Linked DNA regions of Homo sapiens: region 2 is linked to region 1. Evidence: read pairs that join two places in POLR2A ChIA-PET (ENCODE). Cell type or tissue: PC-9. All regions are shown on one strand.

Region 1 (8,000 bases):
GCGTTGGGGAGGCCCCACTCAATCCTGCTCTGCTGGTCACTTCCATGTCTCTGACCAGCACTCCCCCAACCTCTCCTTCCACACTTGTGTGCAGGGACATTCACTACCTCCTAGGAAGCCCCCACACCACTGGACAGCTCTATATTTCTCAGCATAGAAGTTCTATGTTGAGTTGACAGATGATTCCCCATAACTTATTTGAAAGGCCTCTGAGCAGGGAGGGAGGGAAATAGGGTTATGCTATTGTGTGATTGGGCCTTGAATGGCGTGAGTGACACAGTGGCCAGTACTTTGTGATAGTTGTGAGTCTGGAGAAGGGAGTTAGCGAAGGCCATTGACATCCACCAGGAATCCTAAAAGTTCAATATAATTTTAACTTTTCTCCCTCAGTCTTTTTCAAAGCTGTCAATAAGGACCAAAACAGACTAATTTCAAATTCCTCTTCTGGTTGCTGTGTCTCTCAACAGCTAGAGCTGCTAGGAATAAAAAGGGAGACAAAACGATCCACAAGCTAGAGATGGTTATTCCCCAGCCCCACACCTAGTCAGTCACAAAACCCTAGTTTTGATATTGCTTGAGCAGAAACCAGCCTCCAAGAGAATAAGAAGAAAGGGCCTGGGTCTAAAGAGGAGGAGGAAAGGGTTGGGCACAATTTCTTATGCCTAGGGATTTGTCAGCAACTTTGAGGCTGATTATGGAATATTTTCTTGTCTTCCATGAGGGAGTACCCCTGTGGCAACTCAACACCCTGGAAGACTCCTTCTGTGTCCCCAAACATCACCCAGCTGTTCCAGAAGCAGAAATGGACACAGGTCAACCCTTCACCATCCTGCAGGTGCAGCACCAGGGAGAAGCTCACCATGCTGCCAGAGTGCCCCGAGGGTGCCGGGGGCCTCCCGCCCCCCCAGGTACCTGACCTCCAAACAACGGGGCCCCAGGTCTGCCTGCCACAGAGGGACTAGGGGAGTCCCTGGTATCTCCTGAGTCTCTCACAAACTAACATTTCAAACTGGCAGTTGAGTAGGGGACTAAACCAAACTCCCTGCACCCTCTGGGAGGGGCTCCCCACAGGGCGCTGTGGCTGCCAACTGGAGGAAGCCACTCACCAAAAGCTTCATTTTCCACCAGATACTTCCTATTTGATCTAGTAGAAAAAATGTGTTTAAGCACTAAAAAAAATTAAGTCATATGTGCTCATTATAGAAAAATTAGAAAACACAGGTAAGTCAGAAGGAAAAAAAATCATCGCTTGGATATAAACACAGATAATGTTTGGTTTGCAGCCACCCAAACAGATTATATTCCAAATATTGTCTTAAAATCTGATTTACTGCATAATTTACTAGGAACATGCATCCATGTCAATAAATAGACATCTGCATCACTTTTAATATCTGTATATTATCCCATTGTTTGAATTTCTTTTTTTTTTTTTTTTTTTTTTTTGAGACAGAGTCTCTCTCTGTCACCCAGGTTGGAGTGCAGCGGTGTGATCTCGGCTCACTGCAACCTCTGCCTCCCAGGTTCAATTCTTGTGCCTCAGCCCCCCCGAGTAGTGGGGATTACAGGCATGCACCATCATGCCCGCCTAATTTTTTTGGTAGTTTTAGTACAGATGGGGTTTTACCATGTTGGCCAGGCTGGTGTTGAACTCCTGGCCTCAAGTGATCTACCCACTTCTGCCTACCAGAGTGCTAGGATTACAAGCGTCAGCCACTGCTCCTGGCCTAAAGTTACTTTAAATTAACTGATCTCCCATTATTCGCCACTTAGGTTTTTTAGTTTTCACCATTATAAGCAATGCTATGATGTACATTCAAATGGAAATGTGTTTACACACTTATTAACAGTCTTAATTAAGAAGCTCTCCATGTGCTGTGTCTCTAACATCTGCAGGTATGTACACAAATACATGCACAGCCAGCATCCATCTTTTGCAGGGACATTAATGATCTTGGCTCTGAGCAGCACCCTGTCCTGGGAGTTCTAAAGTCCAGAACAGATTACAGTGAGCATCTCCTGGGGGATTTAGAGACATCAAAGAAGGCTGTGTCCGTGGTTGATAATGGGCCTCCCAGCTGACTTGCCAGGGCTGGGCCTTAGACAGCCCTGTCCAATGATTTGTCAATGAATAAACTGTTCCCAAACAGGCTATGCAGTTCAGTGGGAAAGCACAGGTATGGGACACGGAGAGCCCCAGGTGGACTACTTGACCTCTCTGAGCCTTAATTTTATCACCTGTGAATTGGGAATAACTGCTTATTTCATAATATTATTATGAGGATTTAATGAAATCATGTGGGCAAGGAATTATTTAGAATTAGATTCAACTCAAGTGATGACAACCCCAAACTAACAGCAGATAAAACAAGACACAACTTGTTTCTCACTCATCTAAAAGTCTACGTGGGTGGTGCACGATGTTCTATTCTCTTTCTCCTCCACACTAAACAGGCCTCAGCCTCATCAGCCAATAAGGCAGGAGCTGCCTTCCAGGCAGCGGAATGGAAGAAGGATGAAGCAAAACAGAGGGCAGAGTGTGCACATGTGCTATGTTTAGGGAAGGTTTTCTGAAGTTCCCACATAGTACTTCCACTTACAAACCCAACAAAAAAGGCTATGGCTAAGGCAGCAGGGAGGAGCAAATAATGGGAGCAACTAGATTTTGCCACAGCACCTATCACAGTCTGGTTTATAAATGGTTCTAGGCCAAGAACACCCGATCCCTGCTCTTTTTTATATTCTAAAGCATGTATCTTTATATTTCTCAAGCAATATTTTCTCTCTTTGAATCACAGCTCATCTGCTGCATCATAGGGATCCCAAAAGAAGGACCCAAGGAACTTGTCTCAGTCCTCTGTGCCCCAAGAGGAAGCTTTGCTTGTTTGCTTTGCTGTCAATGCTGAGGGCTCCTGTGGCTGCCTCCACTCAAAACCCTCCAGCATCAGGACGTCAAGGCTGTGATACTGTACCCTGAGCTCTTGGCCAGGGCGAGGGAGGGGAGGCCAAGCCTACCTACATGGTGTTTCATTTCCTAAACGAACCCTTACTTCCACGCGGTCTGTCCAGCTTAGAAACTTATTTTCAGTAGTGTTGGTCCTTGGTCCCTGGACAAAATGTAACAGCCAAAGTCCTAGAAAAAGGCAAGCCAGTTCCTGCCATTTTCTTTCACTTCTGCATTTCCTCACTATTATACGTGCCTTCCATTGGAGCAAAACTGAATGCCACGCATATGCACAGGAGCTGTGCGCGCTCTGTCTCTCTCACTCACTCTTTTTCTCTCTCTCTCTTTCTCTCTCAATCTCTCTGTCTCTATCTATCTCTTACTCTTTATCTCTCACTCTCTCACTCTTTCTCACTCTTTCTCTCAATCTCTTTCTCATTCTCTCTCTATCTTTCTCTCTCTCTCTCTTTCTCACACACACACACTCACAAACCCACACTCTTATTCACATCTGCTCACCCTAGCCACTCAAACACAATCCCTCATTCAGCCTGGAATAAGTCCAGAGGGCGTGGGCCTGATTCAGAGACAATCAGTTGTTCTCATCTGGGAAATGGGGCAATGTGGTCATCTCTAGGGACCCTCCCTGCTCTAACATTCTTTGAATGTGGTGGGTCCTGAGGTGGAAGCACTCTGTCCCTGACTTCTAGTATATGTGGAGATAGGGTTACACAAATATTTTATTGGGCAGAACTTTTATAAAACAATTTATCATAAGCTATCGCAGCCAGCAGCAATTTTTCCAACCTGGATTCCACCAGGGGAGCTTGGCCGGTGTCTGAGTGCCACTTTCAGCTTGAGAAGCAGGTGACTCAGTGAAAAGAGCAAGGAGGAGACAGAGGCAGATTCAGTTCCTAGGCCCTGGGCCACCCACCTGCAAGTTTGCAGCCCAGTCAGTGCAAGTCAGCTAACTGTTCTGAACCTCAGTTTCTCTGTCTGTAAATTAAGCTAAAAATTCTTCTTTCAAAGAGTGTCAGGATGAAGTGAGATCGTGTATGTAGGGCATTTAACATAGTGCCCGACACACAGGGAGCATTCGGTAGGTGCCAGCTCTCCTCCTGGCAGGAGAGAGAGAAACAAGGTGAAAAGAGTGAATTAAAGAAGAGGAAAGTCAAATGGGAAAACAGGGGGAGGAGATAGAAAGTGTATGAAAAGGAAAGAATGGTGCGCAATAACGGCGGTGTAATGCCACCAAAATCCCCTCAACTACTTCTGGGCAGCACCCTTGACAGAGTGAATGCTTTTATGAGAATGTAAGCGGAATGTGTTCCCAGATTTGCAGTAATATTGCCACCTGGTGGACAAACCCATGCACCTTTGAATTTTCCAAAATATTTCGATGAACTAGCTTCCAGTCCTAGATGTATTTTGAAAGTGATTTGTAAATTGTAAGGAACTATTCAAATTCTTTCATTAATGTCACAAATCAACTGTGTCATCTGTATGCCACCCACTATTCTGGGTGCTGGGGACACAACAGCTCACAAATCAGGCAAAGTCCCTGCTCTCACCAAAATGATATCCTACGGGGGATTACAGATACAAATACGTAAACAGATCCATCGGGAGGAAACTCTCAGATGGAAATGAGAGCTATGAAGATAACACAACAGTACATGACAATACAGAGTGACTGGAACCAGGAACATTTCTCCGAGGAATAAAATTTGAAGCGAGCCATGAGAGGGTCTACAGGTAGAGTTCCCAGGCAGAGTGAACAGCCAAGCACAAAGCTGCACCAGGAGAGAGAGGTGCTCGCCGAGAGACAGGGAGGGGAGTGTGGCAGGTGAGCTCAGAGAGGGGCAGGGCCACACACATCGGCCACATGGGCCTTGGTAGTGAGTCGAGATTTGATCCCAGGGTTTATTGGAGTGGATAAGTAAGCAAGGTGACTGAGGTGCTCGGGTTTACATTTTTATAGTTCAAGCTGGCTGCTGGGTGGAAAACGGAAGTTGGCAGACCAAGGACAGAATCAGGCAGACCCATGTGGAAGTTTCTCTAGTGGTCTAGGTGGTGGCTTGGGTAGCGTGGCAGTATTGGAGCTGGAGAAACGCAGATGGATTGGAGATTTGTTTTGGAGTGACGCCATTCTGTCTTGTCAATGGATTGGCGAAAAAAGAGGCATCAAAGATGAGTTACACATCATTGAAGTGAGAACTAGGGAGATGCCAGTACTTTATTTAGTATTTTCTCAGCAGCTCAATCCATAAATAATTTTTGGAAGACAACAAGCAGTTTCACAAACTACTTATAAGTCCTCAAGTTCCAAGGTAATTAACGTGGGTGTCTCATTGCCTCAGAGAACACAGCGCAGCACGGAAATTCTACAAGACCTGACGGACAGGAACATCTCCGACTTCTTGGTAAAAACGTATCCTGCTCTTATAAGAAGCAGGTAAGAAGAAATCCTTTTATGCTTTTTATCCTGGCTCCCTGTAGAAGATATTAACTAGGGACAGAAGATAATTTTCTCTCTCAATTTATGTATGATCAGGGCAGTAGATTTTTTTCTTTTTTATCTGATTTGAGGGCCCCATTCAACATAAAAAGCAATTGAGGCACATACAAGTAAAATGTAACTTAAGATTAATTCTTTTTTTGTTGTTTGTTTGTTTGTTTTTACATTTAGGGCAAGCAGTCTTAAATTTTAACCCACGTATTATTAAAAGTTATATCAGAAGACCATAGAAGTTATTCAAAAATGCAGCCACATATTTTAACTAGTTAAAAGAGAGAGTAAAAATTTGGAGGGAGGTGGAGGAGTATAGGGGAAAAGGTAGAAGAAAAAGAGAAAATAAGTAAGTGGCAAAAAAGAGAAAGGAAAAAGATAGGGTGGGAAAGAGGCAGCGGGACAGTGTCTGAGTCCAGCACACGCCAGGGCGAGCCAGGTCAACTGCAGCTGTCATATTCTAACTGTGAATTATCATCTTTGATCACTGCCCTTTGAGATGCCAATGAACTTTTCAAGAAATATCTAGTTCTCTTGGCTCTCCAGCTGTTCTTATCAGCCCCATCCAGGATGGAACAGCTTTGGCAGCCCGTATCAGAACAAGCAGCTTGACAGGGGCATGCCATGCCAGGAGAGAGGATCCTAAGGAAGCGTGGTCCAGTCCGCACAGGCTCTGGGGCTTTAAGATAAAACCTCCTGTCTAACTTTAGTAGGACTTTCTGTTGCTTCACCTGCCAGAGCCCTGAACGAGGGATAAATTGACTTAATTAACTAGAACACACTGCAAATGGTGAAAGCATTTAGCAAAACAAAGAATGCCATCCAAGCCCCAAAATAAAAGCAGAATAAATAGAATGCAATAAACAGCAACCATCCCAAACTGAGTTCTCAGCAGCAAATCTCCAGTATGAAATTTTGGATTTTGTGCGTGTGTGCTTAAAGGTGGATGACAATGACAGTTCATGGGATTGAGCTCTGGGGTCCAGAGTTGGCATCTGTTCATTTCCCATTTTGTCATTTTACCCTTGATTGACTGAATGTCAGTGCCTTAACTTTGGGCTGTGGAGTGAGTCGGAACTCCCCCGAGGTGTGCAGGTGGTTGTTAGAGTCTCATTTTTGCAGGGTGGAAGACAGGAGGGCTGCAGCCTTCATTCCACACTGACATGGTCATTGCCGTGTGTTCTGGGTCCAGATCAGGCATATTGACCTGACATATGACCTGACAACAGGACCACTCAGAAAGTCCAGCATGCGGGATATGATTTGGAGAGCCAGTGGGGGAAATCATAGGTCCTTTCTCTGCATGTGTATTCAGGCAATGTCCCAGGGCTGGGCGGCTTCCGCATTGCTTGGATATCGGAAAATGCAAAAATGCCCCTGAAGACTGAGACTTCAGTCTTCAAAATGAATGTTTGGGAAAGAAAGTTAACGGCACTGCTGTACTTGTGGTATTCATTGCATTATTTTATTTTGGCTTTCAGCTTAAAGAGCAAATTCTGGGTCAATGAACAGAGGTAAGAAACTATTTTTATCAGAATTAAAATCTCAGATTGATTCATTGTTGAAATAATTGCACACTTTTAAAAGGCACACCTCACAGCCATGAGGAGGGGCTGTTCTGTAGGTGCTCAGGAAGTCACAAGACACGTCCTGAAGAATATGTGGCTAGGGACATCCCAGACTCAGAAGACACTCAGTGGTGCCTCTTCTTGGAGGACATAAGTGGGGGTGGCATTCCCTGATGTGGCGTTTCAGAGCATTCTCACCCAAAAAAAGCTTCTAAAACCTCCAAGTATATAACAGTTTATAATACTCCAACAAGAGGGCCTTGTAGCCTAAACCCGGGACACTCCTTGGCCCATTCCTTTTAAGCTTCAGGGAGTGTGGGCCAGCCCCAGACTCACCCCATTCCTGAGGCATCCTGGAGGTTGAAATATTTCCAGAGGTTTAGAACCTCACCAAGTGGGACTCTAGGAGCCTGCTGCCTCCCAGCCTCCCTCAGGAACTGCACCTCCAGAACAGGTGCGGGGCTGACATGTATGTGCTTTCCTGGGCAGATTCTAGACCGTACACATGAAATCTGGCTTTCAGGATTGCTCTCCAGAGGGACCTGTGGGGCCTCGGCTGAGACAGAGAGTAGGAGTGAGGCAGTGATTCAAGGCCCTGAGAAAGAGCTCCTCCTCTGCTTGGTATAACCAGCTAATTCATTCTGTTCTGTTGACTTTGGCTTCTGCCCTGCCTTTGAAGGGTTTGAGGCCAGGGAGTGATGCACTCAGACTGGTGTTTCCACACAGTCACTTCAGACTTCCAGGGCAGTACAGGAGATAGATCCCAGGGCCAGTGAAGAAGCAGAGCACAAGTCCAGGCAGGAGAGGCTAAGGGCCTCCCTGAACAGGTGTGAGGCACAGAAGCCCCGAGAGGTAGGGATGACAGGATGAAGATGGGTCCTGTGCTGCTAGAAGTACCTGCAAAGCACAGAGGTGGCACAGAAAAGGAGTCCTTGGCTGGGATGGGAGGAGATGACATGTGACATGTGAAAGAGGACCT
Region 2 (8,000 bases), 180 kb before region 1:
AATACAAAAATTAGCTGGGCATGGTGGTGGGCACCTGTAATCCCAGCTACTCAGGAGGCTGAGGCAGGAGAATTGCTCGAACCCGGGAGGCGGAGGTTGCAGTGAGCCGAGATCACACCACTGCACTCCAGCCTAGGTGACAGAGTGAGACTCTGTCTCCAAAAAAAAAAAGAAAAATTGCTATGAAATAACAGAATATAAGGAATGTATGGATAATATTTCTTTAAAGTTTATGGTAGTAATGTTTTTAATTGACTAAACTTTTTTGCTGAATGCAAACAAAATACATTAAAAAACTGCATCAGGGACTTATGTTGATCATTTTCTGTTAAGGATGATCAAATCCAAGAAGGATTTCAACAGATATTTGGGACCAGGTATAGTGACTCATGCCTATAGTCCCAGCACATTAAGAGGCCAAGGTGGGAGGATCACTTGAAGCTAGGAGTTCAAGACCATCCTGGTTAACATGATTGAGACCCTGTTCCTACAAAAAATTAGCCAGGTGTGGTGGCACACACCTATAGTCCCGGCACTTTAAGAGGTCATGGTGGGAGGATCACTTGAGGACAGGAGTTCAGGACCAGCCTGGTTAACATGATTGAGGCCCTGTCCCTACAAAAAATTAGCCAGATGTGGTGGCACAAGTCTGTAGTCCCAGCTACTTGAAAGGGAAGCTGAGAGGGGGGATTCACTTGAGCCCAGGAGTTCAAGGCTGCAGTGAGCTGTGATTGTGTCATTCCTCTCTAGCCAGTGCGACTCTGTCTCTAAAAAAACACAAAGAAACAAAAACAAAAAAAAAAATCAAATATTTGGAAACGTGCCAGGGACTTATATTATTATAAAAACCTCAGGTCCTTCTTAAAATTATATAAAATAAAAATGACTATTTAAGGCATTTGTTATATGTATTACAATATTACCAAAAATTATGACCGTTACTGAAGCCATCTATTGACAAATGGAGGAGAATGATGAAAAGTTGTAAGATGTTTAAATATTTTGCTATTATTCATGATTATTCCTAAATTTTATCTTTTCAAACTGTTGCTACTACTTCAGAAGATTACACATTTTATCTGTGTGGCAAGACACTGAACAATTTAAATTTTAGGTGTGAATCATATTTCCTGTTTCTGTACCTCTATTGTGCATACATATTATACTAATTCTTAACAGGAAAAAATACTTTTTTCTTTTTTTTCTTTTGTACTTTTTTTTGAAGGTTTTAATTTGTTTTAGAGATTGGAATAAAAAAGCTGTGATGATATATAATCCTAATAATAAAATTACTTTGATCAACGGTTTTGAAAAATACCCTTTAAAAATAATAGGGCATGGTGGCTCATACCTGTAATCTCGTACTTTGGGAGGGCGAAGTGGGCGGATCACCTGAGGCCAGGAGTTCGAGACCAGCCTGGCCAACGTGGCGAAACCCAGTCTCTACTAAAAATACAAATATTAGCCAGGAAGGGTGATGTGCATCTGTAGTCCCAGCTATTTGGGAGGCTGAGGCACGAGAATCACTTGAACCCAGAAGGCAGAGGTTGCAGTGAGCCAAGATCGTGGCGCTGCACTCCAGCCTGGGTGACAGAGTGAGACTCTGTCTCAAAAATAAATAAATAAATAAATAAAAGTTGCTCCTTCTCTCTCTCTCTATATATATATATTTGCCTCATTTGAATATATATATTGCAACTATATATTATACATATATAATATTAAATATATATATATTTTTTGAGACAGAGTGAGAACTCCTTCACCTGGGCTGGTGCAGTGGTGTGATCTCGGCTCACTGCAACCTCCATCTTCTAATTTCAAACACTTCTTGTGCCGCAGCCTCCCAAGTAGCTGGGACCACAGACATGTGCTACCACACCTGGCTAATTTTTGTATTTTAGTAGAGATGGGGTTTCTCCATGTTGGTCAGGCTGGCCTCGAGCTCCTGACCTCAGGTGATCCGTCCGCCTCAGTCTCCCAAAGTTCTGTGATTACAGGTATCAGCCACCACACCTGGCCTGTTGCAATATGTTTAATAGTGGTTACTATGTACCATGCCTTGCGCTAGGCCTACATCATCTTAATTCTTAAAACAGTCTTTTGAAAGTAGTGTTCTTATCCCTCTTTTACAGAAGGACTTACAAAGTTAGTGAACTTAAAATATGTAGCCCAGTGTCATACAGGTAATAATGGAGCTGGACTTCAGACCCAGGTCTCCTCGATCAGTTTTGCATTGAATCCCTGTATACCCTGTATTGCCCAATTTAAATCGATTAAATTTGTTTAAGATCTCAAAATTTTGGTAAATGATGTTTTCCAGCACAATGCAATAAAGTAGCACGAGTCACATGTAGTTCTTTAAATTTAATTATAATAGTTAAATAAAATTAAAAATTCACTTCCACCTCCTAGTCACACTAGCCACTTATTAAATGTTCAAATAGCTACATGGAGCTATTAGCTACTTTATTGGACAGTACAGATATAAAACACTTCCATCATCATAGAAAGTTTTGTGCTAAGCTATGTAATAGACTTTCAGAGACATGCTTATCATATAGTAAAATGATAAAAGATGACTGGAAGAGGCAGATCTGTGTCTTCTGTTTAGATAGCAATATGTTTGCATTGCTTCTCTAACTTCTTGACTAATATTTTTGTTATCTGCAAAATTTAAAGTTTTGAATGGATTCATTAATGTTAACTAATGCTGTTAGTAACAACAGTGAGGTTGTTCATTCTTGGATCTTGGGAACTCCTGTTGTAAAAAGCTATGAAATTCTTATGAAGTGTTCTGGCACTTAAACAGACTTCTAAGGCCTTTAAGTTTTAAATACTTGAAATTCTTTAGCAGGAATTATGTCAGAGTAACAAATTGGGGCAAAAAAATTCTGAAGCAAAGATTTGTGTTCTTCTCTAATTTTAAATTTATCTTTTTCCATGTTGTAAGTCGTTTGAAAATGTTTCTGTGGAATCAGTGGACTCATCCAGTGAAAAAGGTAATGCTCAAGGTGTTTATAACTTTTCACAAACTTCTTGTAGTTACTTTCTATGAATGTCCTGGATTAATCTCTTCTTGCTTAGTAACCTAGTGTATTCATTTTTAATGCAAAATGATATATAAAGTTTTACATATAGAGCTTAAGGGAAATAACCTGCTAGAGTAGATAGATAATATGAGATATAGACTGATCAAGAATTGTGTAAAGCTTTTAACTTGATGGATAATAGAAATATATTTTAAGATAAAAATACATTATAGTTTGAAACCATTTTAAGTTTAAACTCTGGCCTTTTAATTGTAAATTTGTCACTTGTATTTTTTTTAAAAACCAGTTTTTATTGACTAGTATCTTAGGATCTCAGTGCTTCTTTGTTTGGAGTTATGATGTGATCACATTTAACATATACTTACCTTGATATTTTTGTTTTCAGGAAATTTTTCCCCTTTAGAACTAGACAACGTGCTGTTAAAGAACACTGACTCTATCGAGCTGGCTTTGTCATATGCTAAAACTTGGTCAAAATATACTAAGAACATAGTTTCATGGGTTGAAAAAAAGCTTAACTTGGGTGAGTTGCCTTTTAAAGCATCTGATTTAGAGTATAATAATTAAGTTGTTTCTAACTCATTTTTTACAGATTATGAGTAATAGAATTCCAAATTAGTACCTGTTTCATTATAATGAATAAAACCATTATCCAGAAAAGACTCTTCTTACACTAGATGGAATTAGTGAGTATTTACTGTGGACCAACTACTAGACCTAGGGACACAAAGACAAATAGAATACTGTCTCTGCCTTCAAAGAAGTCATACTCTAGTGGGTAAGAGGAAATGCAGTCAGATAATATGGTCAGGAGATAACAGCAACAATAGATGTATGAGTAGAAGGCAATGGAAACAGAGAAGAAACATTTTAATAGCTAATATTTCCTCAGTGTTTTACAGTTATCAAAATGTTTTCGTAGTCATTATCTTATTTACTTCTTACAAAAACTCTGAGAAGTAGGCAAGACAAGAATTGTTTTTCCTATATTACAGCTGAGAGAGACAAGACAGGAGATTTCTTAAGGTCATATAGCAGATTTGCTTAAAGTCATATAGCATAACTGGAAGAATATAGAATCTACCCAAAGCCTATGCTCTTTCTACTGTATTATTTGCTTATAATAGAGAATGCTAATCAGAATCACCTGAATAGTCTTGTAGAGGGTCAGTACACAAGCCTAGGTCCTATCCTTCAGAGAGGTGAAATGGAGGCAAATATATTCTGAAAGAGTTTCCCAGTTGATTCTGATGAGCACTCACAATTAAGAAGTGCTGCATTAAGAGCTGTACATGGTGGCTTATGCCTGTAATCCCAGCTATTCCTGAGGCTGAGGCTGGAAGATCACTTGAGCCTGGAAGATCACTTGAGCCTGGGAGTTCGAGACCAGCCTCGGCAACGTAGTGAGACCATGTCTCTTTTTAAAAAAAAAAAAAAAAGGAAGAAAGAAGTATTGCTGTATTATATCTTGATACACACTAGTATTTGTGATCACTTCTTAATTGTGGAATTACTACAAGTAATTTTAGAGTATACAGGGGGAAAAATAAATTGATTTTACCTTCTGATACCCTCTTTGAACTTTTCAGAATTGGAGTCCACTAGAAATATGGTCAAGTTGGCAGAGGCAACTAGAACTAACATTGGAATTCAGGTAAGTGTTCTGTGAACTTCGGGGGTTCTATAATAAGAAACTACTCATGAACTCCCAATAATTTGCAAAATCAGAATATTTCAGTTAATATAGGAAAGCACTTAAATGCTGATCTTTTTATTGACAAAATTATTTTAAGTTTAGATGGATGTCCATTATGAAAAAATCTAGGAAATACGCTTTTTTTTTCGTCTTAAGACAGGGTCTCACTCTGTAACCCAGGCTGGAGTGCAGTGGCGTGATCTCAGCTCACTGCAACCTCTGTCCCCCGAGGCTCAAGCGATCCTCCCACCGCAGCCTCCTGATGACCTGGGACTATAGGTGCCCACCATGCCCTGGCTAATTTTTGCATGTTTTTGTAGAGATGGGGTTTCACCATGTTGCCTAGGCTGGTCTCAAACTCCTGAGCTCAAGTAATCCACCCACCTTGGCCTCCCAGAGTATTGGGATTATAGGCATGAGTCACTATTCCCAGCCAGAAATTTACAATTTTATACAAATACTGATTGTCTTGATAGCTACTACTTTTGCTAACCAGTTTTATGATTAATTATAATTAATTTTCTTCTATATTTTTCTCATAGTCATGTTTTTGACTAGTTATTTTTCTGGGGGCAAAAGTCTAAACTTAGTTTCCCTTTTTGAAGAAGGGTAGTGATGTGTTTGGAATTCTAGTGCCATTTCTATTGTAAAATTTACTTTTCAATTTTAAATTTTAGGAGTTCATGCCACTGCAGTCTCTGTTTACTAATGCTCTTCTTAATGATATAGAAAGCAGTCACCTTTTACAACAAACAATTGCAGCTCTCCAGGCTAACAAATTTGTGCAGGTAAAGATTAATTTATATGTATAATGCACTTTTATTTTTAAGCAATGGCATGCCATTAGAAAATTGCTTTTCTCTTTTTCCATTTTAAATACCTTTCACAGCCTCTACTTGGAAGGAAAAATGAAATGGAAAAACAAAGGAAAGAAATAAAAGAGCTTTGGAAACAGGAGCAAAATAAAATGGTTAGTATTAAAATGGAGTTTCATGTACCTATTTGTGAACATTTAAAATAATCTGCAGTATATACTGACCTTCCTTGCTCTCATTTTTCTAAAATATTGTCTTAACTATCTTGCTGAATATGCTAAAGACACTTGTTCAGTAGGATTTCTTTCATATTCTGTGTTTAATACTCTTTTCGGTGTAGCTTGAAGCAGAGAATGCTCTCAAAAAGGCAAAATTATTATGCATGCAACGTCAAGATGAATATGAGAAAGCAAAGTCTTCCATGTTTCGTGCAGAAGAGGAGCATCTGTCTTCAAGTGGCGGATTAGCAAAAAATCTCAACAAGCAACTAGAAAAAAAGCGAAGGTTGGAAGAGGAGGCTCTCCAAAAAGTAACGATCTTTTTCTTTTTTATTTGCAAGTTGAATTAGCGGTAATCTGCCAGGAGTTTGGTGTCAAAGTTCTGCGTCTGCCAAGACTGCCTGGAAAGGCATGTTAAAACATGGCTAAGCCCATCCCCCAGAGTTTCTCATTCAGTAGGTCAACATTTTTTAATAGGCTCTCAGGTCGTGCTGATGCTGTTGGTGAAGATCCACATTTTGAGAACCACTATGCTGAGACCTGAATTTTGGAGTTTGTGAAAGAATGTCTTAGAGAAGGCAGTAGTTTATTTTACTTGACAAGAAAGTTCACCTTTTAGGCAAGTGTGTGTGTGTATGTGTACTAATTCAGGCACCTGATAGCAAGGATAGGCAAAAGCTTTGTATTATTGATGAAATGTAATTTTACGAACAAATTCTGTAAGATTATATGGAATATAGTAAATATAAATATAAAATGCTATTTCAAATAGAAGCAAATATTTTATAGACAGTGTACTAATTATAAATTGTACATGGCTGTCCATTAAAATCAACTGCCTTTGAATCACTGACCAGAACAGATTAACTTCAGAAGTATTATTTTGAAAACAGAAGATTTCAGAATTTTCAGTTATTTCAACTTAGCTTTACTATAGTAAATATTTGTTTAAAATATAAATTCTAGTGTTATTTTTTTTTCTGTGATATTTGTGAAGGTAGAAGAAGCAAATGAACTTTACAAAGTTTGTGTGACAAATGTTGAAGAAAGAAGAAATGATCTAGAAAATACCAAAAGAGAAATTTTAGCACAACTCCGGACACTTGTTTTCCAGTGTGATCTTACCCTTAAAGCTGTAAGTAATTTCTTCAGTATTTTGAAGGCAAGAAGAAAAGACCATCAGGCAAGGCATGGTGGCTCACACCTGTAATCCCAGCACTTTGGGAGGCTGAGGTGGGAGGATCACTTGAGCCCAAAAGTTTGAGGTTATAGTGAGCTTCGATTATGATTACCCACTCTAGAGTGGGTGATCAAGAAAGAGAGAGAGAGAGAGAGAGAGAGAGAGAGAAGGAAGGAAGGAAAGAAGGGAGGGAGGAAAGAAGGGAGGGAGGAAGGAAGGGAGGGAGGGAAAAGAAAGAGAAGTCTCTATCTGCAGAAGGGGAAGGTATGCCTGATAAGTTACAATTCTTACGGGATTTAGATTCTGAGATTAATGAAATGTGTTGAGTTTGCAGATTGATTTTCAGTTTTTCATAGTGATATACAGTTTGAATTTCTTTTGATCTGCCTTTCCCCATGTTCTCTGGATTGATGATTTGTTTGGTTAAAATTGAAGTCTGAGAGTTTAAAATTGCCTCTAAGCCACCAGTTTTCTTGGCTTTGCCGACATCATTGATTTGACCCTTGAAACTTCTGCCAGTGCTCTGAGATATATTCTTCAGAATTGGAGTAAATTAAATATTAAAATTGAACCAAATTATTTGGAGACAAAGCATTCTGTCCTGAAGTATTTTTATTTACTCTTTAAAATGTTTTTCGTAAAATTAATTACATGGAAAACCTTTTTTTCATGTATAGTCCACAAGTTTTAACAGTTACAAATTTGTGTAAGTACTGCCACAATCAGGATTCAGAACAATGCTATCACTTAAAAATGATTCCTTCATGCTACTTATTTTGTAGTCCAACTCTCTGCCCACTCCTAACCCCTGGCAAGTACTGATCTGTTCTCTGCCTTATGAGTTTGGTCTTTTCCAGATTGTCATACAAGTGAAATCATATAGTATATAACCTTTTGACTGGTTTATTTTACTCAGCATAATGCCTTTGAGATTCATCAATGTTATGCATGTATCAATAGTTTGTTTCTTTTTATTGCAGAATTCCATTGTATGACTGTACTACAGTGTTTATCCATTCACTAGTTGGACATTTGCGG

Evidence for each region. ChIA-PET counts read pairs that join two places held together with the same protein. Peaks named below come from ENCODE experiments on the same cell type or tissue, not always from the same donor. Only the 100,000 strongest peaks of a DNase experiment are listed, where the experiment ranks them.
Region 2: POLR2A ChIA-PET joins it to region 1 with 16 read pairs; 2 of 35 experiments call an interaction of 5 or more read pairs at or near these places.

The regions. Positions count from the first base shown.
Region 1 is chr1:94,022,353-94,030,352 of GRCh38, reverse strand. ABCA4 (ATP binding cassette subfamily A member 4) reads left to right here. Exons shown (of 50, transcript NM_000350.3): 30 at 722-908; 31 at 5,305-5,399; 32 at 6,935-6,967. Among named protein-coding and RNA genes, the nearest start is that of ABCA4, 95 kb to the left of the region's middle. In PC-9, CTCF peaks have their summits at 4,076 and 4,279 (motif pointing left); DNase peaks (open chromatin) are centred at 4,272 and 7,652; H3K4me3 peaks cover 502 bases; H3K27ac peaks cover 1,549 bases.
Region 2 is chr1:94,200,637-94,208,636 of GRCh38, reverse strand. It overlaps ARHGAP29 (Rho GTPase activating protein 29), which reads left to right. Exons shown (of 23, transcript NM_004815.4): 6 at 2,954-3,002; 7 at 3,439-3,576; 8 at 4,643-4,707; 9 at 5,427-5,537; 10 at 5,639-5,719; 11 at 5,905-6,093; 12 at 6,780-6,917. Among named protein-coding and RNA genes, the nearest start is that of ARHGAP29, 33 kb to the left of the region's middle. In PC-9, no CTCF peak of the experiment used is centred here; no DNase peak of the experiment used is centred here; H3K27ac peaks cover 6,501 bases.